Linked DNA regions of Homo sapiens: region 1 is linked to region 2. Evidence: read pairs that join two places in POLR2A ChIA-PET (ENCODE). Cell type or tissue: B cell. All regions are shown on one strand. Links, peaks and the distances in the headings refer to the core of each region. The heading gives the core; the rest is flanking DNA.

The links. ChIA-PET counts read pairs that join two places held together with the same protein. Peaks named below come from ENCODE experiments on the same cell type or tissue, not always from the same donor. Only the 100,000 strongest peaks of a DNase experiment are listed, where the experiment ranks them.
Region 1: POLR2A ChIA-PET joins it to region 2 with 6 read pairs; 3 of 35 experiments call an interaction of 5 or more read pairs at or near these places.

Annotation. Positions count from the first base shown.
Region 1 is chr4:87,503,363-87,519,702 of GRCh38, reverse strand. All of the region lies in intron 1 of SPARCL1 (SPARC like 1), which reads left to right. Among named protein-coding and RNA genes, the nearest start is that of SPARCL1, 18 kb to the left of the region's middle. RefSeq lists an enhancer at 8,318-8,818. In B cell, for the core only: no CTCF peak of the experiment used is centred there; no DNase peak of the experiment used is centred there.
Region 2 is chr4:87,379,083-87,387,773 of GRCh38, reverse strand. HSD17B11 (hydroxysteroid 17-beta dehydrogenase 11) reads left to right here. Exons shown (of 7, transcript NM_016245.5): 2 at 5,412-5,519. It also overlaps the pseudogene RN7SL681P. Among named protein-coding and RNA genes, the nearest start is that of HSD17B11, 7.8 kb to the left of the region's middle. In B cell, for the core only: no CTCF peak of the experiment used is centred there; no DNase peak of the experiment used is centred there; H3K27ac peaks cover 507 bases.

The DNA.
Region 1 (16,340 bases), core at 7,328-9,827, 130 kb before region 2:
TCACTTCTGTATAATCACTGTACTCCACTGAATGTGTGTAAAATATGTATTTGCAGCTTATAGGGAAAAAAATTTGCAAATTTTCAGAAGAATCATGCAGTCAACTAATAGGTTCTTAGTTGAAGATTAGTGGAGTGGGGAGTGGTAAATGGTTATCTTTTTCAAAACTTAGGACAAACTTTACACTAGGTTCAAATAAAAGTGCTATGGCTACAGAGTTAATGAACCCACCATTCAAAGTGGCCCTAAATAGCTCTGAAAGCAAAGCATTTTTACATTATTTGATTCAACTTGAGTTATCTAATTGCCTATATAATATGATAGGGACCCAGGCCGGACACAATGGCTCATGCCTGTAATCCCAGCACTTTGGGAGGCTGAGTCAGGTGGATCACTTGAGGTCAGGAGTTCAAGACCAGCCTGACCAACATGGTGAAAACCCGTCTCTACTAAAAAATATAAAAATTAGCCGGGCGTGGTTGTGTGCACCTGTAGTCTCAGCTACTCAGGAGGTTGAGGCAGAAGAATTGCTTGAACCCGGGAGGCGGAGGTTGCAGTGAGTAGAGATCAGCCACTGTACTCCAGCCTGGGCAACAGAGCAAGACTCCATCTCAGAAAAAAAAAAAAAGATAGGGACTTGATAGGAAGGTACCCTGAGATATACAAAAATCAGAAGAATTGACCTTTATGATAGGTAAATAAAACATGTAAATGGTTTCATGACGTGTTTGGTCAGATGTTCATGCTGTCTTAGCTCATTGAAATCATTTTTAACTTTCAAGCCATTAGTTCAGTGGATCCTCCCAACCTTTTACTGGGGACCAAACAATTTTGAGCTAATTCTCTCTAAATCAAGGGAGTATTCTATTAGAATTCAGAAGAAACAAAGCACAAATTCTTAACCCTAAGTGTCTTCTTTTTCTCTCTTTTTCTTCCCTGTTGCCCAACTCCAGCTAATGGGTTTTAAGGACTTTATAATGAGAAGCAGGTTAATGTCTTACTAGAAAAACTTTTCAATAATTTCCTAAAATATGGGGAGAAGAAAATAGTGGAAGATGTTGTTATAAAATAGAAAAATGCTTGGTTGAAACCTTGGTACTCGTATTGATCTTGTACTCATTAGCTTTTTGGATAGGCATAGGCGGGGAAGAGAAGTATCAGCATCATCTCACTGATAAAAACAGCTGATGTCTTCTTACAGTCTGAAAATGAAGCCATTGATTTCAAAAGCAAATGTTTTATTATACTTTGAAAAACACTCTGGATTGGATCATTCAAGGTTATGATAGCCTGAGATAACTGCAGCCTCAAACTCCCGGGCTCAAGCAATCCTCCTGCCTCAGCCTCCTCAGTAGCTGGGACTACAGGCACGAGCCATTAAGCCTGGCTTGAGGGGAAAAGTCTTTTCCCATGGTGGGAGGAGAAGAATTAACAGCTGTGGACCAGCTGTGGGCAAGCTGTGTCTTTTCCTTGCTTGAAGGCATCTTCTTAACATTTTCTCTCTGAAGGCATAAATAAGCTTCCAGGTTTTCACCCTATTTTCAAAGAACTTTTCAAACTCTAGCCTTAAAATCCATTAGGGTTTATTACATCTGCTTCTTTCAGAAAAGGTAGATAATAAGTAACTTTGCACCACTGAGGTAAGCAAGCAATTGTTTCCCATATTAAATGTGTTGGCCCTCACCAAGGTACATGAGAAGCTTGGACCACGATCTGAATCCTAAAGGGACTTCTGCTGGGACTGAATGCTTGCATTAGCGGTTCACACAAGAACTAAATGCTCATCAAAGTACACCATTATTCCCCAGAAGGTCCCAACACCATGAGAATGAGGCTACTTGGAACTGTTCTTTGGTATTATTTGTTGTTTTTCTTAATCCTAGAAGAGAACTACCCCCCAATAAATAATTCTTGGTCCATTCACAGAGCTGAAAGCACTTGAAATTCCTCTCCCAACTAGCAGAATTTAACAACTGACTTACTCTGTTAGCAAAAGAGAGGCAATTTCCACTGAATCCAAAGGAGTTTTATATTATACTGGTAGAGTTTAACTAATAAGGGAAATTCAAATAAGAGCAGTCAGAGGATAAAGCCAAGAACTAGGCATTCAGGGGAAAGAAATTACAGGGGTAGTAGAGAAACAAATAAATTAAGGGGTAGGGAGAAGAGTTAAAGGCAGAAAAAGCAGAGGATTAATCTATCTGATAATTACAGGGGCTAGGCTTTAAAAGGTGTATTGTCTTACTATTAACAACATGAAGCCAATCATTCAGATATTATTAAGTTACTGCAACGTCACAAACGCCAGGACTTTAGGTGAGCCATCCTAAGAGCAGATTCAGGGTTTGTGAAGCCAAGAGTTTATACATATGTTTGGAACCTTCTTTTTTAAAAATATAAAAGTCAAAATCAAGTCTAGAACTTTGTATGGAGGCTGCACAAGTGAGGGGCCTTGAAACTCAAGCTTCCTAGTTTTATGGCACGTCTATCCTGGCCATATTCAAATGTCTATACCCCAAATACAACAAAAAGTTCAGAAAAATAAATAAATGTAAATATGAGAAAATCCTGTGTTCTCTTTCTCTGAGAAAGAGAAAATAGTAGCACAGATACCATAGTAGGACTTGAGCAAAGAAAAATAAATATGGCCAAAATAATGTCTCCCACTATAACACAGGACAGGGTGTGGTGGACCCTTTCTGAAGGATTGGCAAATGTCTGAGAAAAAGAACAGGCAACTGTCTCCCTGGATGGATCCATCCCATCTGGAGCTCTGGAATGAGACACAGTGAGATTAGTGAGTGGTATGATAAGACGAGAAACTCTGAAAGGCATGATTAAGAGATGGTGAAAGGTGGCTATTGCACAAGCTTGGGTAAGATAAGCCTGGGGGATCCTCTAAATATAATTAAAGTAATCCCTCAATTACACATTATAGAAAAGGAGGAATGGACTAGTTTCGCCTGAGCAAGAAAGAAACAGACCTTTAAGAATGTGTCTGAAAAGCTGTGCCTCCGGGTGCCCTTTGGCTTCCATGCTCCTCACTGCTGACCAGGCACAGTGGCAAAGAGGGATGGTCAGGAAGCACTCACTGAATGGTAGTTCTGTGAAATGGAGGTGAGGGTCACAGATGGGAGTGCATGGATGGTACACAGGTGAAGTGCTTAGCATAGAACCTGGCATATAGTAAAATCTCAGGAATGTATATGCCATTGAATGAGCTACTATTAAATGGTCTAAGACAAAAATGTACTTTTTCAATAAAATAATACTTTGATGACCATAAGTGATTCTACTACTGAGTACATTTGAGTGCTATTCCACACAAAAATATTTAATGTTTACAGCCAATTATATATGGCTTCTTACAAACTCAGTGACTCAAAGCAACTGTTTCATAATGTCTCGAGATCTGGTGGGTCAGAAATTTGGGCAGGCCTCTCAGAGGTACTCAGCTAGGAGATGAGCTGATCTGGAGTGGCACAGGATCTCTCCACTCACGTGTCCTGCGCATTTGCAAGGACAGATGCAAAGCTGGGATTGGTAGAACTGTTGAAGTGTCTTCTGTGACATGACAGACTCAGAAAATGGCTCAAGGCTCCCAAAATGAGTTTTCCAGGAGATTAGGTAAAAGTTCCAAGGTTTCTTATGACCTAGCCTCAGAAGTCCCAGAACATCATTTCTATCTCAATCAATTGGCCAAGTAAGTCACTAAACCCAGTCCAGATTCAAGGGAAGGAGAATTAGACTCCACCTCTCAACAGGAGAAATAGCAAAGAATTTATAGCAATCTCTACCATAATATTTATACCTATTAAATAAGAAATGTAAGAAATTGTCTCAAGGCAGTTACTCATGTGAGTTAGAATAGAGTTGACATTTGTGGGTGTTTGGCTCTTAATGGGAGACCTATTTCTGCCATGACAAATGATTCCTCTGGAGATTTGTTTTAATGGTACATGGGTCAGCCAATAGAAAAACTCTAGGCATTTGAAATTCAAATGCTGGATGTTCTCTATAAAATGCTGTCTAGCTATCATCTTTTAAAATTCCAGCTGAGGTTCTCCTGAAAGTTTGGTAATGAGACACCCTGTTCCTAACAGAAGGAAAGGGCTCTCCTTCCAGTTACCTATCATCCCTCATCTTTAACCTCTCTAAATCCATAAAAAGAAACAGTGGGATGAAGAAAAGAAAGAAATAACCTAAGGACTCTAGTAAAGGGATGAATTAAAGTGTCTGAATTATTCATTATTGGGGTTATTAAGCCATTTTCTGCCTTATGCATGTTTCAAAGATATGATAACATCTTTCATTTCATTTTTACAGTTGGTGAAATTACCAAATAACTATAGGATCACATTTGAATCTCAAAACAACTCCAGAAGATAGATAAGAAAATGTAATATTACCTTTCCTGTTTTGTAGATGAAGAAACCAGTGACTTGATCAAAGTCTCTTAGCTGGTAAAAGGCAGTTCAAGTCTGGAACTTAGATCTTCCAGTTCCGTACCAACTGTCCTTTAAACTATGCAGCTGCCTTTGAATAAGCTCACGCATTTGAGCAAAATAATATTGATTTAGTTTCACATCAATACTGCATATTTAAGTCTTTGAGAATAATAATTCTGTGAATTCCAAAATTTGTCTCATTTTTGCATTTTTCATCTGGAGTTTTATTTTCTATTTCTGCAAAAATAATCTGTATTTTGTAGTCAGTGCACACCAAACTCGAATGTCTCAAAATAAATGACTTTTTACTCATCCAAGAATAAATGGTATTCATCATACTTAGCAAGGACATCATGGTTTTGATTTTTCAAAGTACTTTGCAAGCATCAGCTAATTAAGCCTCCCTGAGTCTTCAGTATGACAGTTGTTTTCAAAATATCTCTCATTTCCCAGGAAAGTTCTCCATTCTGTCTTATTTATACAATCAGCACATTTGCTCAGTTCTTAAAATAAGAAGCTAAAGGCCATGAAATTATTTTTGATCAATATGTGGCAAATACAATTAGCTCAGTGAGACAAAAATGCCCAGTGACTAGTCTAAAGGACAACGTGGAACACAATGGAAGAACACAAGGCGTTTTAAAGTCTAGATACTGGATTGTCCCACAAGGTCCTTCAAAAATAAAACACAGGCATCTTCTTTATAATTGAAACTTGAAGGGGTTTCCTGCTTGGATCATTCTAAATGACATGACCATACTCTGCGTTTAAATTTTGTTTTCAATTACAGGATGGAAAAAAACTCTTAAAAAATAGTTCCATCTTTGGACTCAGTAAAAATCAGGGACCATTCAGTAAATGTTGGCTCTCAAAAAGCCTGCACAAGTGGCCATCTGAGGTTATATGACAATCCCTAGACTTGTTCTATGCCTTAAAATATCTTCCATACAGCTACGCCAGGATTCTCAGCATTCGATAGCTCTTTTTGGGTTAAGAACAATGTGAACATACCTCTTACCTGAGAATAGAAATACATTAATTCAGGAATAATCTTTTTTCTTTTTTTTGAGATGGAGTCTCACTCTATTGCTGGAGTGCAGTGGCTCAATCTTGGCTCACTGCAACCTCCACCTCCTGGGTTCAAGAAATTCTCCTGCCTCAGCCTCCCAAGTAGCTGGGATTACAGGCTCATGCCACCACGCCCAGCTAGTTTTTGTGTTTTCAGTAGAGACGGGGTTTCACCATGTTGGACAGGCTGGTCTCGAACTCCTGACCTCAAGTGATCTGCCTGCCTCAGCCTCCCAAAGTGGTGGGATTACAGGCATGAGCCACAATGCCCAGCCCTAATTCAGGAATATTCCTATTTCCTCGGTATGGTTTAGATGCATGCAAAAAACAAAGATTTAAAAGTATAGAATATAGGATAGGTGAGTTTGTGTTTAATGAGTGAACTAAAAGTAAATATGTTCTGGAACTAGCTCCTGGGAAGCTTGAAATCCCCTAGGGGAGGAAGATACGGAAAAGGGGAGGAGAAACACTAAGGTTCTTTTCCCTTATATCACACTTAATACAAGACATATGTAGTTAATACAAGATATAAATGACTCTAATGATATTACTGATGACAGGCAGCAGGCAGAACAATGAAAATAATAATCATTTGCATGTGTAAGGTACTTCAGAGTTTGCAAAGAGCTTCCTCACCTCACCTTGCAAGGAGCTACCTTTGACATCGGAAGGAACTGGTATTCCCATCCTATATATGAAGTTTGGAGAGAGAAAGTAATTTGTTCAAGGTAGTATTTAGTACTTGGCAAAGCCAGGGCCCAAAGCCAGAACTTCTGGCTTCTAGTCTGTAGCCTGTTCACTAGTCTGTTTGGGGAGAATATTGGATACTGAGTCCAAAGCTCAGCGTTTCTAATTCTTGCCCACCTCTTAAGCCTTGTACATTTGGCCAAATAATTTAGACTCTTCAAATTTCTGTTTCTTTACATTTAAAAATTCTGTCCCTCCTTTCTTCATTGAATCAAATGAGACAGTATATAAGAAAACACTTTATAAACTGTGAAATGCTAAATAAATACAAGGAATGTATAACTAAATCCATCTTAATAAGTTAATATTCCTTGGAACCCTGCCTCAAGACATCCTTACAGTTAAACTTTCCTCCCTTTTGTGTTAAAGAATAAAGAGTTCCTCCTTCTCTTTGGAGTTAAACCTTTCACATGTGCTTTAATAGTAGACCAGTAAATATGTATCCAGGATTTACCAAGATGGTATTGTCTCACTTAATCTTCATACTATTTTATAGACAATGAGCTGAAGCCCCCAAAAGCTACACAATTTGCTTATTTACGCAAATTAAGTATTACAGCCTATGACATCCTGTTTCAGAACTTATGCCTTTAATTGTTATGAAATATTGTCTTGCTAATGGTTTTGGCAACTGGTCTGTTTTGCCTTATTTTGGTTTTCGGTTGCTGTAAAACAGTATGCTCTCACATTAAATGGCTTAAAATCACATCCCTGTATTTGCTCATAATTCTCCAATCTGGATTGGGCTCCACTGCATGATTCTTCTGCTGATTTTGTCTGGAGTTAATTCATCTGGCTTCAGTGAGCTAGGAACACATCTGGGGCTGAATCATCCAGGAGGGTCTGTTATCCTGCAAGGTTCCAGCCACATGGTCTCTCATCATTCAATAGTCTGGGTCAAGCTTTTGTACAGCATGGCTGATAGCTTCCACCAAGAGGAAAAACTCCAATGTGCAAAGGTTTACCAAGTTTCTGCTGGCATCATGCTTGCTAATGTCACATTGGTCAAAGCAAATCACAAGGTTAAGGCCCACATCATAGGGAAATGAAGCCCAGAAGTTGTGGTTTACTGGGGGTCATCATTGTTTACCATTATCTCCTCTCTTACCCTTTATCTTCAATTTTTCCTTATTTACCTGTCTTTTCCCTTCAGCACAGAAGGGAAATCTGGGGCCGGGCATGGTGGCTCATGCCTGTAATCCCAGTACTTCCAGGGGGCTGAGGCAGGTGGATCACCTGAGGTCAGGAGTTTGAGACCAGCCTGACCAACATGGTGAAACCCCCATCTCTACTAAAAATACAAAAAAATTAGCTGGGTTTGGTGGCGCATGCCTATAATCCCAGCTACTCAGGAGGCTGAGGCACGAGAATTGCTTGAACCCTGGAGGTGGAGGTTGCAGTGAGCCTAGATCACGCCACTGCACTCCAGCCTGGAAAACAGAGTGAGACTCTGTCTCAAAAAAAAAAAAAAAGAGAAAGAAAGAGGAAAGGAAAGGAAAGGAATCTGAATGATCACATTCAAATACAAATATAAATTTCCTGTAACTGCATATTCCCTTTAAGCTACCACGTTACTCTCCTTTGCACAGCCAATCATTTTTAGAGTGGTCTACACTCACTGCCCTCACTTCATCACTGCCTGTTCATTCTCCAATCACTGCAGGCTGGCATCCACCGACACCACAGCAACAAAACTGCTCTCCCTGAGATCCTCAATAACCTCTGCACTTCCAGAGGCAATGGATAATTTCCTGACCTTGTTTGCTTTGAACTCTCTGTGACATTTAACACTTCCCTTTTCTCATGTGACTCTTCTTTCTCTCACTGTTTGTATCTTTAGCTCTTCCCATCCTCTGATGGTGCCTAATGATCTTCACTCCCCAGGGTTCTGGCTCCAGCTCTCTGCTCAACTGGTTGAATAACTGCTCATGCTACAGCATGCAAGCTACATCTGTAACCCCAAACTCCATGCTTACCTCCAGACCTATCTACCCAAGTATCTACTAGATATCTCTACTCAAATTCAACAAGCCCAAAACTAATCCACCGTCTGTCTTCTAAAACCAAACCTTCCTCCTATAATCCTTCACCTTGGTAATTAATACCACCATTTACTAAGTTGTTCATATGAGAAATGTGACTCAAGACTTTTCCTTCTCATATTCCTACAATATCTAATTCGTCATTAAGTTTTATCTGTTCTTTTTTTAATTATTTCTTAGAACTATCCAGTTGTGTTTTGGTAAATGAGCAACCCATTCTCTGAGAGAGGGAGAGGTGGGTGACACTTGATGGTTTTCATGGTGTGACTGATCCTCCCACCACAACTGATTTTGATGCAGGATATTTTCTTGACCCCTTCACGGAACTCGCGGCAGGGGTGCCTTGTTTACTCAGCCCGCCCTGCTCAATCCCTTGCAGGAGGGAGTGCGCAAGCGAATGACTGCAGGAACCTGAGCGAGCGAAGGCAGGAACTGGCCACTTTGGCACCAGCAGGAGCAAACTCCATGTGGGCCCCTCACCAGCGTCCAGGTGTGGGCACCAGCCACGCCAAGCCCCAGAGGGCGTGTAACCATACTCTTAGCTCCACCGTCCGCAGACAGCAGTGTGTTATCAGCTCAGTGAGCCCTTTGCCTCATCACGTAGGGCAACTGCCTTCCGCCAGCAAGGGCAAAGGGCCAGTGCGACCGCCTTTTTGGATACCTGCACGTAGTGTGTCCGAGTTCTTGTCCAGTGCCCAAGAGGAATGAGGTCACACAGATGAATTGAAGGATGGCGAATGTGGAGAATTTTTTTTTTCAGTGACGAAAGCGGCTCTCAGTGGAGAGGTGAGCTGGAAAGGGAATGGGAAGGGAAGATCCCTCTCCTCTGAAGTCAAGCCACCTCTCTCCTATGTCCAGGCGCTTCTTCTCGACATCAGGCTGCTTCTTCCCTCTGCTGGCTGAGTTCTGGGGTCTTTATGGGCACAGGATGGGGACGGGGCAGGCCGTAGGTAGTTTTGGAAAAGGCAATATTCAATTGGTAAAAAGACAGTATTCAGAAATAACCAATCGGGAGAGAATGGAAGTTCTCACTTTGGGCTGTGGGTTTCAGGCTTTTCGGCTTGAAGGTGGGATTTTGCCAGCGACCCGCCCCTGTATGCCTACAGTTTCTCTGCCTCCTGTTGCTATCAATTTTAAGCTACCAACATGACGCCACTGAACAGAATCGGGAAGAGACATGCGGAACACATATTATATAGTATTTCCACCAACAGATATAATAGATGTAAATAACCTCAAAAGAGTAGATAATAGTAAAATAATTATGAAGTGATGAGTTTCTACTATTTTCTTTGCTTTTAACATAATTAAATTATACATGTATGTAATTTAATTTTTAATTGATGACTTTAACAACCAACTCAAAAAAGTCTTGAAATGTAACAAACAGCTCTCACAAACCAGTACAGGTTGGATCTATCCCTCTTTTCTCCACTCCTAAGACCACAGCCCAAATGTAAGGCTCTGACCACCTCACCTTGATGTTACAATTGTCTCTCACAGGTCATGCTACTGGTCTGTCCTCCACACAGCTGTCACACATACAAATCTGGTTATATCATCACCCCTGTCCACACATGTGTGCACACACACAGACATACACACATGCGTGCACACACAGACACTTACAATAATTCTTTGGGTCCCTATAGCTCTATGGCTGGAATTTTTAATTCCTTGTTTAATGCACTATGACTTTTACAATATGGCTATCTGCTTACTTTTGAGCCTTATCTACCCCAGCCCACTTCCCCTATTGACAGCCTAGAGACCCAAATATTAACATCCTAGAGACTCGATGCTTCTGCAACTTCACCCATGCTGCTGCCTGCCACCCTCTAGAGTACATCTAGCTGTGTGAGAACATCCTTCATACAGCTAACTACTGTTTATTAGTTTTCAAACCTCAGATCAAGAATTACCTTCTCTGGAGGTCATCTCTATACAGTAGTTAAGAACACTGTAGTTAAGAACACAGACAGACCTGATATCAAACAGAAGTGTTAAATATCTGCTGTGCCACTTCCTAGCTGTGTAACCCTGAACAAGTTACTTAATCTTTATGCCCGAGTTTCCTTACTAGTGAAATGATTACAATAATGTGCTTACCTGATAGAACTGTTCAGAAGGTTTAAAGAATATGTGTGTGCAAAGCTCTTAGAATAGTGCCTAGAACTTAAGTACTTTGGATGTAGTAAAGTTAGCTATTATCAACTACCTAATTTAAAAATGCCTCCTATCTCTCTTTCCATTGCATTATGTACATAATCATCACATTACACTATATGATTTTATATAAATATATTATATATTTATAGATACATTATTAGTATATACATATATAGATACGTGTATATAATACATATATAGATACATGTATATAAGTATATAGATTATATATGTACACATATAGTATACATTTAGCCCTCAACCTGTGGGATCTGACACTATCTCCAGGTGCACATACATAGTATATACACATATGTATACTATATATATATATATATACTTATATACATGTATCTATATATGTATATATTTATCTATATACGTATCTACATTACATACATATATGTATCTATACACACACACACACACACACACACACACACACATATGTTTCATCCACGGTTCCTGTCTCATAATTCCCATAGACCTTTTTATAATGTTATAATGTTGGTGCATTTTAGGCCTCATAAGCGGACCTCAGAATAACAGGATTTCTCTCTCTCTAATCTTCTATTTTTTTACCTGCTACTTTTTCTCCCCAAGGCAGGACTCTAATCTTCCTCTGCCTTTACCTACCTTGTGTGATTGTAGGTCATAAGACCCCCATTTCAGAAGGGGTTCTGCCCCATATTCTGGAGGAAGGAATGTTGCATGGAGAGGCCAAGAAGAGGCCCAGCACAGTGATCCATGTCTGTAATCTCAGCACTTTTGGAGGCCAAGATGGGACAATCGTTTGAGCCCAGGAGTTCAAGACCATCCTGGGCAACATAGGAAGATCCTGTCTCTACAGAAAAAAAAAAAATTAATTACCCAAGTGTGGTGGCAATCACCTGTAACCTCAACTACTTGGGAGGTTGAGGTGGGAGCATGCTTGGGCCCAGGAGGTCAAAATCACGCCACTGCACTCCAGCCTCACAGTCAGAGTGAGACCCACCTCAAAGGAAAAAAAAAAGAGGCCAAAAAGAATCTGAACAGATGGGCCTTACCGGGTTTCCCCACTCAGCCTTTGAGTACTAAAGCATACCCTTTTTGTCTAAACACATTTCTATGTGGTTGTCAATGGTGCCTATCCTTTCATGAAGTCTCCATAAAAGGCCCAAGGGGACGAGGTTTGAAGAAATTACAAGATAACTGAACCTATGGAGGTTCCTAGAGGGTGTGTTCCGGGGAGGGCTTGGCAGCTCTGTGCCCCTTCCCCCATACCTCACCCTTTGCATCTCTTCACTTGTATCTTTTTGTAATATCCTTTATTATAAACCAGTAAATCTAAGTAGGTGTTTCCCTGAGTTCTGTGATGCACTCTAGCAAATTAATCGAACCCCAAGAGGGAGTCATGGAAGCCCAACTTGAAACCAGTCAGCCAGAAGTTCTGGAGGCCTGATCTTGTGACTGGTATCTGGGAAAGGGAAGATGTCTTGTGAGACTGAGCCCTCAACCTATGGGATCTGACGCTATCTCCAGGTACACAGTGTCAGAATTCATTTGGAGGACACTCAGCTGGTGCCTGCTGCAGAGTTGATTGCTTGCATGTTGATGACAAAAAATCTCCCACATTTGGTCACAGAAGTCTTCTGTGTTGATTGTAGCGTGGTGTGAGACCACAGGAAAAGCAGTTAGAGATTTTCCACACCCAGAAACTCTTAAGAGAGAAACTATGTGTCCTTGTGCTTAGGCAGTGTCTAGTAAGTACTCAATGAATGAATTTAAAAAAAATGGATTAGTGATGCAAGTTCTGGCCAACTGGACATTCTTTCCTTTTGATTCATTCAGCTACATTTAGATTTAGGGAAATGAAGGGAACTTGTGAGATCATGTGAGATCATGCGGACAGATTAAAAGGGAAATATTTTCTCAAATTTAATTAGTTATGCATGTTGCTGCAACAAACAAAAAGAAATGAGCCTTATGATGCAAAACACGTTTGATAATTCTTACTCCCCTTTTAAGTTGTACCATTTGTAAGAAAATAGGGTAGCATTCCATGTGCCTAATTCCACTGTTATGTGTGATGAATGTCGGAAATACTCCTGGCATTAAAAGGAGCCTAAATGTGTGGCCAGAATGGACTTTAATGTTCCACTGGACAATTTTTCTGACCTCACAGCAAAACTTAAATTACATTATTTTCTGAGAATCTAAGTTGTTTATTCAAGAATCACAACTTAACTTATCAGGAAGATGAGAGAAAAAAGAATTAAAATTTATTGAGCATCTCCTAGGTATCAGGCATTTTTACCAGTACCATTTCTTCTAACTCTCACAAAACTGAATTAGATGTTTTATTAGTCAAGGTTCTCCAGAGAAACAGAACAAATAGGAGATAGGTAGGTAGGTAGGTAGGTAGATAGATAGATAGATAGATAGATAGATAGATAGATAGATAGATGATAGATAGATAGAGATATAGATAATGAGGACTTAGTTTACATTAATGGAGCCAGTCCCAAGATCTGCAGTCAGCAAATTGGAAAGCCAAGAGAGCCAATTGTATAGTTCCCGTTCAAGTCTGAAGACCTGAGAACCAATGATGTTGAGTTCTAGTCCAAGTCTGAAGGCCTAAGAATTGGAGGGCTGATGGTGTTAAGTCCCAATCCAACAGCAGAATATCAATGTCCCAACTCAAACAGATAGGCAGAGAGAGAGAGGGAATTCTCCCTTCCCCTGCCTTTTTGTTCTATTCAGGTCCCCAGTGGATTGAATTATGCCCACTCACATTGGGTAGAGCAATCTGCTTTATTCTGTCTACCAATTCAAATGTTAATTTCTTCAGAACACACCCTCAGAGACACACCCAGGAATAATGTCTAAGTAGATATCTGGGCATCCCATGGTCTAGTCAAGTTGACATATAAAATTAACCATCACAGATGTTATCCCCATTTTTAGATGGGGAATCTGAGGCTTAGAGGGCTAAGTAACTTGCCAAAGATCATATAGATGGCAAATGTTGCTCCAGAGTTCAAATGCATGTCTCTCTAATCTGAAAGCACCAGTCTGCTTCCGCTAAACCAATGGTTCTCAATCAGGGCGATTTTGCCCCCCATGGAACATTTGGCAATGTCTGGAGACATTTTTGTTTGTCCCTAGCTGGTGGGGGATGGGGGCTCGCTACTGACATCTAATGGGCAGAGGACAGGAATGCTGCTAAGCATCCTACAAGGCACAGGACAGCCCCCCACAACAAAGAATCATCAAGCCAAAATGTTAACAGTGCCAAGATAAAGAAACCCTTCACTAAACCATACTATTTTGTATTTCTATAGTTTTCAAAACCAGTAGAATAGTAATAACATACTGATCTAAAATATAAGGCTAGGCACAGTGGCTCATCCCTGTAATCCCAGTACTTTAGGAGGCTGAGGTAGGAGGAATGCTTGAAGCCAGAAGTTTGAGACCAGCCTGGGCAACATGGAAAGACCCCATCTCTACAAAAAAAAAAAAAAACAATTAGCTGAGCATAATAGTTTGCACCTATATCCCCAGCTACTTGAGAGTCTGAGGCAGGAGGATCACCTGAGCCCAGGAACTGGAGGCTGCAGTGAGCTATGATTGCAATTACACTCCAGCCTGAGCAACAGAGCAAGACCCTGTCTCAAAAATAAAAATAAATAAATAAAATAAAATATAAGTGACTATAGTTCCATAACTCTAATAAATATTTGTGGAATAAATGAATAAATAAGTAAACATTGAATTTAAAATGTAGAGGAAAGAAACTGCGTTTTTCAATGATTCTTTACAATTAGCATTCACTAGGAGGATAGAATGTTTTAAATTATCATCGCTAATAGAGTCCACATATTTACTTTAAGCATGAATTACCATATATAAAATATTTTATTTTAATACAATAAAAATCATGGAATATATTTTAGTGGGTTTAGTAGTTTAAGGGGAAAAGATAGCAGCAATTTAGGATTCATACAATTAATGGAATTATTTTCAATTTTAGAATCCTAAAATATTAGGGTTAGAGGATCATCTAGGTCTCACTCTTCATTGTTCATCACTTGAGAAAACTGTATCTAAGAAAGGGCAAGTGACTTTCCCAAGGTCTCCTGGCAGTCAGGGACACTGCTAGAGCCAGAATCCAGCTCTCCTGACAGTTTAATGCTTTTCTTGTTTTAAGGTGTTTTTCAATGTATTAGAGTTTTGGGGCAGCGGGGGGAGGTTGCTCCATGTTTTTACTTAAATACATTTTTCTTTCATGGAAAATTGAATTCCTATGCTTTTTGCCTTGTTTAGGCCATAAGATGTTTTATTGAAAGAAACTTTCAATATCAAGTAATCCAACCAACCTTCTAAGATAAGCCTTTTCCTTCAACACAAAGAAGTGCATTTTGCCAAGTACGTACCATCTTACTCCTTAAAATGTTTGGAACTTTTTGTTTAAAAACTCAAACTCAAAGTGAAATCTCAATTTGTCACAATGGTGGTTTTTTTGTTTGTTTTGGGATTTTTTTAGTTTTTGTCCCCCTTCCTTACACCTTTGTGTAAGAGGTAAAATGGAGAATTTGCAAAATAACTAGAAAAAAGCTGGAGTGGGAGCCAGGAAATCTAGCTTCAATCCCAGCTCCCCTTCTACAGAGCTCAGTGATCTCCAGCATGTCACACTGTAGGCTTTCTAGGCCTGTTCTTCATCTGCCACATCCTGGGGTTGTTGTAAAGATCAAATAAGGTAATATCCCATTTGTAAATTTATTTGGTAAACCCAAAGCACTATGGCAATAGAAATGTCAAGTATATTTTATATGCCATTACCCGTTCTAAATAAAGTAAACACCCATTCCATTGTTAATATTCTAAATTTCTCCTTGTTATATGTAGTCATTTTCAGAAGGATCACTTAGAAGAATTATACTTGAGTCTCCAAGTACATGTCCTTTTCATTAAAACTGGGAATTGATTAGTCCAGACTAGTAAGGTTATAAATGATTTAAGTTTCTCCCCACACCCCTGATTCAACCCTCCCACCCCCACCCCACCACACACACACACACACACACACACACACACACACACACACACACACAATACCAAATCACTTTCTATGTGCAGCTTTACTCTCTATTCTTCCAACTGACTGTTCCCTGGTCCAGGTGGCCCACCCTGGACCACCTGGATTTGAATAGTGAGATAGGTAAAAATGTGTTCTTGTTCCCAATATGATGAGGAAGTCTATGCTATAGCCCTGTTTTCTTCAATAAAAACTTCATTTGCTGCTAGTTTGAGAGGCCGAGGCAGGTGGACCAGTTGAGGCCAGGAGTTCGAGACCAGCCTGGGCAACATGGCGAAACCCCTGTCTCTACTAAAAATACAAAAATTAGCCAGGCATGGTGGCACATGTCTGTTATTCCAGCTACTTGGGAGGCTGAGGCATGAGAATCACTTGAGCCTAGGAGGCAGAGGTTATAGTGAACCAAGATTGCGCCATTGCACTCCAGCCTGGGCAACAGAGCAAGACTCTGTATTAAAAAAAAAAAAAGGAAAAAAAAAAACTTCATTTGCTGAGTTAGAACCAAAGACCCACAAAGACCCACAGGAATTCCTATGTGTCACACTAAAAATGATGATGATAATGACAGAGGAAAATATGAAGAAAATATGAAATGGAAGTCATCTGTTGTGAAATGGAGATGAAACATATACATATGTTGCCACTCCCTGCTAAAATTCCAGAATAATGATAGGAAAAGAATAGTAATAATATAGACTCACAGTGACTGAGATAAAAGAAGAGGAGACAAAGAAGACAAGTGTCAACACATCTTTAGAAGATGGAAGACTGACTTAGAACAGGGAAAGC
Region 2 (8,691 bases), core at 1,413-3,912:
TATTTTATTTTGAGATTATATCCTTCCTACTTTTTGTGGGTAAAAAATATATTTGTTAATGAAATTACATGATAACATATGAGGGTCATTTTGTTAGTTTTGAGTGTCCTTATTTGGCCAAAAGTTTGGCAATCCTAGTTCGGTATACACATCCCACTCTATTTTTCTTGCCGTTTTATAGATTTGAAATTATAGAAGGCTGAGAACCACTAAACCTGATTGGGAAAGGACAGGGTGGGGATTTGGAGCAGTCCAGGTAGCAGAAACTGGAGATGTGAAGCTCTTGGGCTGGTGAATACCTGGAGAATGAGGAAGAAAGTGGAGTGGTGTTTGATTGTTATGAGATCTAGCTGGCAGGGCAGGGAGGGGCCAAACGGAGGGCCCTTTCACCTAGAGTACAAAGACAATCTCTTAGATTCATCCATGTAATGAGGACAGCAGTGTCCACATGTACCATATGTTAATTTAGGGAAGAATTAATGGTGGTGTCAGCTTTGTTGTTCCACTAAGCCTGATAATGGGAATTATTCATTCTGCTTTGTGATAATCTATCACTTCTTGACTATTCTCATTCCCATGCTTGGTTAGAATAGTTTGTAGCCAGGCATGGTGGCATGCTTCAGTAGCCCCAGCTACTCAGGAGGCTGAAGCAGCAAGATTGCTTGAGGCCGGGAGTTCTGGACTGTGGTGCGCTCTGCATGTCTGCATAAGTTCAGAATCAATATGGTACCTTCTGGCGGTGGGCATGAAGGAGACCAAGTTGTCTAAGGAGGGGTGAACCAGCCAGGTTGGAAACGGAACAGGTCAGAGCTCTGGTGCTGTTCAGTAGTGGGATCATGCCTGTGAATAGCCACTGCACTCAACCTGCGCAACAGGGAGACCCTTTTTCCTAAAATACTAGTTTGGAAAGAAAAATTTACAGTAAGTGGTGAGCATATAATATATGCTCAAAGACTATTTGTTGAATGAAAAACTGAATTAATGAATAACTGAAAGAATAATGGGCATAATTTAAAAAGTTTTTCAATTTTTAGTAATCAAGGTAATGGGTGTAAAGGTCTTAGTTGTACCAATAGACAAACATATTTGAAAAAAGTTACCAAGGGAAATCTTGAAGAGTTATGAGCAATTGTACTGTGCTGCAAAACATTTTAAAGGAAGAATTCATTTTTTTTTTGAAGATCTGCTTATTTTTTATTTCTTACCAACTATCTACAGGGCACTGTCCGGAATTTTTTCTGGAGGAATTTAGAACTTAAATTTGTTGCACCGGCCGGGTGCAGTGGCTCACCCCTGTAATCCCAGCACTTTGGGAGGCCGAGATGGGAGGATCACTTGAGGCCAGGGGTTCAAGGCCAGCCTGGGCAACATGGTGAAACCCCGTTTCTCCTAAAAATATAAAAATTAGACGGGTGTGGTGGCGCATGCCTGTAATCCCAGCTACTAGGGAGGCTGAGGCAGGAGAATCACTTGAACCGGGAAGGCAGAGGCTACAGTGAGCTAAGATTGCACCATTGCACTCCAGGCTGGGTGACAGAGCGAGACTCCATCTCAGAAAAAAAAAAAAAAGTTTCACAATTCAGAAGGTGTGGAAAGCAGACCAACCTAAATGAGGAAGACCAAGGAAACAGGGCAAAAGTGAGACAGCGGATGTGAAAGAAGGGTATCTTTGCATCCATATAGTGGAGTGGTGGTTAGTTGCTTGGTGGTTACAGAAAGCCAACCAGTAATAAGCAAATCTCTGAAAACAGAATAAATGGGACATAAATTTTTATTGTAAAATTTGTTCATGTAAGGAAATATATTTGTTCAAAAAAGAGAAGACCCAATCAATACAATATACTTTTTTTTTTTTTTTTGAGATAGAGTCTCGCACTGTTGCCCGGACTGGTGTGCGGTGGCAAAATCTTGGCTTGCTGCAACCTCTGCCTCCCGGATTCAAGTGATTCTCCTGCCTCAGCCTCCCAAGTAGCTAGGATTACAGGTGCCCACCACCACACCCAGCTAATTTTTTATATTTTTAGTAGAGGCAGGGTTTCACTATATTGGCCAGGCTATTCCCAGAATCCTGACCTTGTGATCTGCCCACCTCAGCCTCCCAAAGTGCTGGGATTACAGGTGTAAGCCACCGCACCTGGCCAATACAATATACTTTTAAAAAACTTTTTAAAATATGGTAAAATATATGACATAACACACCATTTTAACCATTTCTGAGTGTACAGTTTAGTGGCATTAAGTACATTTACCTTATTATGCAGTGATCTCTTCTATTTCTCTCCAGAAATTTTTCATCTTCCCAAGATGAAAATCTGTACCCATTAAAACAATATATCTCCCCAGCCCTCTCTCTCCCCAGGTCCTGGCAACAACCATTCTATTTTCTGTCTCTATGAATATGATACTCTGGGTACTGCATATAAGTACATTCATATGGTATTTGTTTTTTGTGTCTGGCTTATTTCATTTGGCATAATGAAGGTTGTACGTGTAGCATGTGTCAGAAATTCATTTCTTTTTAAGGCTGAATAATATTCTATCCTATGTGTATACAACATTAATATACTTGTAAAAGGAAATGCCAAAAGCTGCTGGTTAAGTATAGGAGAGCAAAATAAAGTTTACCTGAGATGTTGATGTCCCTTGAGGAATAAGAGTTCCTCATGAGAGTATACTACAGTTTGTGAGGGAGATTTCAGTAAAAGAAAAATATTGTGGGAACCTGCCCCCAATATTTCAATGTAGCTTCTTTCTATTTTCCATAAGTGTCAGCCGGCTGAGAAATAAAGAGAGACAGTATAAAGAGAAATTTTACAACTGGGCCGCTGGGGGTGACATCACGTATCATGATGCCCCTGAGCCTCAAAACCAGCAAGTTTTTATTAAGAGTTTCAAAAGGGGTGGGGGTGTAAGAACAGGGAGTAGGTACAAAGATCACATGCTTCAAAGGGCAAAAAGCAGAACTACTGATAAGGGTCTATGTTCAGTGGTGCACATATTGTCTTGATAAACATCTTAAACAACAGAAAACAGGGTTCGAGAGCAGAGAACCGGTCTGACCACAGATTTACCAGGGCAAAGTTTTTCCCCACCCTAATAAGCCTGATAGTACTGCAGGAGACCAGGGCGTATCTCAGTCCTTACCTCAACCACATAGGACGGACATTCCCAGAGCAGCCATTTATAGACCTCCCCGTAGGAATGCATTCCTTTCCCAAGGTATTAATGTTAATATTCCTTGCTAGGAAAAGAATTTAGCAATATCTCTCCTACTTGCACATCCGTTTATAGGCTGTCTGCAAGAAGAAAAATATGGCTCTTTTTTGCCCGACCCCACAGGCAGTCAGACCTTATGGTTGTCTTCCCTTGTTCCCTAAAAATCACTGTTATTCTGTTCTTTTTCAAGGTGCACTGATTTCATATTGTTCAAACACACATGTTTTACAATCAATTTGTACAGTTAACACAATTATCACAGTGGTCCTGAGGTGACGTACATCCTCAGCTTATGAAGATAACAGGATTAAGAGATTACAGGCATAAGAAATTATAAAAGTATTATTTGGGCACTGATAAATGTCCATATTAAAATGAAATCTTCACAATTTATGTTCTTTGCCGCGGCTCCAGCCGGTCCCTCCATTCGGGGTCCCTGACTTCCCACAGGAGAAAAAGAACTTGTTTCCCTTTATTATCATAACAGTTTCACTATGCAAGCTACTAATTCTCCCCACAGCTGTCCAGATTTGGCCTTTCCAACATTAGTTGCCATTTACAAATGTGTACACTGATTCACCATCCTCTCTGTGGATAAATGTATGAGTCCTCCTAGGGTCTGCCCATTAGTGCATTAGTTGACAATTATTAGGTTGATGCAAAAGTAATTGCAGTTTTTGTCATTAAACTAATGGCAAAAACAGCAATTACTTTTCCAACAACCTAATACTTGGCCTGCAGAATGCACAATACTAGATCTTCATCCAAAATATCTTTTGAGACATTCTCTTAAAAGTTAAAAAAAAAAAAAGGCAAAAATTGGCCAAAAGCAAACAAGCAAAGATAACAACAACAACAAAAAACCCCAATGGTATGATCCTAAACTTAAGTTGACTCAAAATTGGCGCCCCAAATTGGACTCATAACCCCTTTTCCTCAAATCTGCTGTCATCTCTGTCTGACATGTGGCAGCGTGATCTTGCCAGCTACCAAAACTAGAAAGCAAAGATGTCAGATGTGGCTCCTTCCCATCCTTCCTCATCTACTCACCAAGTCTTACTGATTTTACCTTCTAAACATATATTTTAAAGGATATTCTTTCCTCTACATTTTTTCTACTAATGCCACATTTCAAGTTTGTGTCATCTATTACCTGAATCACTGTAACTGCCTCTCAGTTTTTTTCTTCCTCCAGTGTTGACCCCTAAAATCCACCCTCCATACATCAGCCAAAATAATCAATACGACACATAAACCTGACACTATAATTTAATCAGTGGCTCCTCATTCATTTTTTGATAAATCTTAATATGACATGTGGGACCTTAATCTGAACTTCTTCTGGCCTTGACCTTTATGATCCATCCAACAACACTAATCCTACTAGTGGTTTCCACAAGACCAATCTCCTATCTGTCATTGCCCACACCCTGCCTGATGTGTCCTTTCACCCTGGGGAAAGCAAGTGAAAGGGCATGGCAAACCACTGCTGGAATTGTATTGTGTGCCCCTCTGTGTTCCCGTAACTCCCTGTATAGAACTCTGCTGTGATACTCATCACAATGTATTAGGTTGAAACTGCCAATATTCAATCTTTTATTATCAAAACAATAACAGTATTACGTGGTCCTACTTAACTATGATACTTATGTTTCTTTCTACTACACAGAGAACTTCTTGGGGTCGGGACTCTACCTCATTCATATTTGTGTCAAGGTTTTTCTAAGCTCAGTGAATATGACCTTCACATTAAAATGCTGAAAGAACAAATGGTTTAATGAACTGTGGTTAACTCATTATTTCTTTTGCAGACAGTAAACTGACATCCATGAATAGTTTTTAATGACATGGAAAAAAGTTTAATGTTACATTTTTTAAAGCCTGATATGGAATACACAGAGATACCAACATTCACAAAGTATTCAAAGTTCATAAATATAAAAACTAGTATTTTAAGATTTTTATCTTCTTTTAAGAAGCTTGCTTTAAATTCAGCTCCAAATAAAAGAAGCTAGTCAAAATACTAAAAGCAAAATGTGCCTATATACCTGCCAAAAATGTGTTGTTAACAATCTTGCCCAATTCAAATGGAAAGAATCTCACTACTTTTTAAAAATTATTTTTAATTATTTTCAGCTGTCGATATAATATGTTCATATCAATTATTACCTTGCCCTCTTTTTTGCTTTTTCTAGCATGGACTGGAGGAAACAGCTGCCAAATGCAAGGGACTGGGTGCCAAGGTTCATACCTTTGTGGTAGACTGCAGCAACCGAGAAGATATTTACAGCTCTGCAAAGAAGGTGAAATGTTGTGTTTAGTTAGAATCATATCATGTTAGAGCTAGGAGGTGTTTTGGAGATGACCCAGTCTGTACATGATATAGATGAAGTACCTGAGAAATGTTGTTATTTGACCAAGGTTATAGAACTAGCTCATAGCAAACCCAAAACTAGAACCGAGAACTGAACCTCTCAAATATTAGTATGTTCTGGAATTTTCCAGGGAGTTGTTAAAAATGTATATATATACTCTTGGGCTCCACTTCCAGAGATTTTCTTTCAGTAGGTTGAAGGCAGGGCCTCAAATACATCCACCCTGCCTCCCATGCGCCTTCATCTCACCCATGATGCTCATATAGGTAACTATGCCTGGATGACACTTGCAGAATTGCTGACAGGGTCTTCTGAAGCCCATTCATAGAATTGGGTTAGAAAGTTACAATAAAGCTATTCTTTATCAGGTTTTTATTGTAGATAGATCTATTTCTTTTCTTTTCTCTTTTTTTTTTTTTTTTGAGATGGGGGGTCTCACTCTGTTACCCAGGTTGGAGTGCAGTGGCATGATCTCGATTCATTGCAACCTCCACCTCCCAGAATCAAGCAATCCTCCCACCTCAGCCTCCCAAGTAGCTGGGACCACAGGTGTGTGCCACCACGCCAGCTAATTTTTTGTATTTTTGGTAGAAAACGGGGTCTCACCATGTTGCCCAGGCTGATCTCGAACTCCTGAGCTCAGGGGATCCACCCACCTCAGCCTCCCAAAGTCCTGGGATTATAGGCATGAGCCACGCTCCCAGCAGATCTATTTCTATAAAGCATTATTTGCCTCTTCTAGATACAATTGAGATGTGCTGTATATAATGGGGTTTCACTCTGAACGCATTCTCGCTTGTACCTGTTAACTAAATACCTTAATGGCAGCAAGGTCATCAGAATTACCTGGGCAGATTCCTTAAAATACACATTCCTGGACCTTACCCCTGGATATTCTAATTCAGTGCAGTATAAAAAGTGTGATTCAGCAAGACTTGAGAACCTCTTTGTTTATGGAATTTTTGGTTTGAGTTCTTTTTTTTTTTTTTTTTTTTTGAAATGGAGTCTCACTCTGTCGCCCAGGCTGGAGTGCAGTGGCGTGATCTCAGCTCACTGCAAGCTCCACCTCCCGGGTTCACAAGCGATTCTCCTGCCTCAGCCTCCCTAGTAGCTGTGATTACAGGCACGCACCATCATGCCGGGCTAATTTTTGTGTTTTTGTAGAGATGGGGTTTCACTATGTTGGCCAGGGTGGTCTGGTCTGGAACTCCTGACCTCAAGTGATCCACCCTCCTTGGCCTCCCAAAGTGCTGGGATTACACGCGTGAGCCACCACACCTGGCCTGAGTTCTTTTTTTTTTTTTTTTTTTTTTTTTTTTGAGATAGAGTCTAGCTCTAGCTTTGTCGCCCAGGCTGGAGTGCAGTGGTGCGATCTCGGCTCACTGCAAGCTCCGCCTCCCGGGTTCACCCCATTCTCCTGCCTCAGCCTCCGGAGTAGCTGGGATTACAGGCGCCCGTCACCACGCTTGGCTAATTTTTTTGTATTTTTAGTAGAGACGGGATTTCACCGTGTTAGCCAGGATGGTCTGTATCTCCTGACCTCGTGATCTGCTCCCTCGGCCTCCAAAAGTGCTGGGATTACAGGCGTGAGCCACCGCGCCTAGCCCATTATCAGATATTTTGAAGTAGCTATTTTGAGGTGGCCATTTTAGTATCAGAACTTTTTTTCTTTTTCTCTTTTCTTTTCTTTTTTCTTTTTTTTTTTTTTTTTTGAGACAGTCTTGCTCTGTTGCCCAGGCTGCAGTGTAGTGGTGTGATCTTGGCTTACTGCAACCTCCGCCTCCTGGGTTCAAGCAGTTCTCCTGCCTCAGCCTCTCGAGTAGCTGGGATTACAGATGCCCGCCACCACGCATGGCTAATTTTTGTATTTTTAGTAGAGACGGGCTTTCACCATGTTAGCCAGGATGGTCTCGATCTCCTGACCTCGCGATCCGCCTGCCTTGGCCTCCCAAAGTGCTGGGATTTGTATATTTCTTAATAATGAAAGCAAGCTGAGAATCAGATATTTTGAAGTAGCTGTTTTGAGGTGGCCATTTTAGTATCATTTTAGTATCAGAACGTTTTTTTTTTTTGAGACAGAGTCTTGCTCTGTTACCCAGGCTGGAGTGTAGTGGCGTGATCTTGGCTCACTGCAACCTCCGCCTCCTGGGTTCAAGCAATCTTCCTGCCTCAGCCTCTCGAGTAGCTGGGATTACAGGCAGATACCTGTAATATATATATACAGGCTGATAAATATTATATACTTATATAGTATATATAAATATATAATATAATATGTATATATGAGATGTGCTGTATAATAATAATTAATAGTATAATACATATACATATACATATATAATAGTATAATACATATACTATTAATACTATAATACTATAGTATATTATACTATAATATACTATTACTATATTATACTGTTATACTATATTATACTATAGTATACTAATAATAGTATATACTATTATTATATACTAATATAATAGTATAGTATACTAATACTATATTATACTATTAATATATAATATACATACATATACATATAATATGTGTAATATAATACATATATGTATATATGAGTTGTGCTGTATATAATGCTGTGTATGTATATATGAGATGTATATGTAGATGTATATGTATATAATGCTGTATATGTATATATGTACATATTATATATGTATATATAATATATATTATATAATATAAATATAACAATATAAATATTATATATATATCCAGGAATCTGCCCAAGTAATTCTGATGACCTTGTTGACATTAAGGTAGTTAGTTAGGTACAAGCAAGAATGCGTTCAGAGTGAAACCCCATTATATACAGCACATCTCAATTGTATCTAGAAGAGGCAAATAATGCTTTATAGAAATATATCTGCTGGAGCGTGGCTTATGCCTAGAATCCCAGCACTTTGGGAGGCCGAGGTGGGTGGATCCCCTGAGCTCAGGAGTTCGAGATCAGCCTGGGCAACATGGTCACCTGAAGTCAGGAGTTCAAGACCAGCCTGGCCAATATGATGAAACCCTGTCTCTATAAAAATGCAAAAATTAGCTGGGCATGATGGCAGGTGCCTGTAATCCCAGCTACTT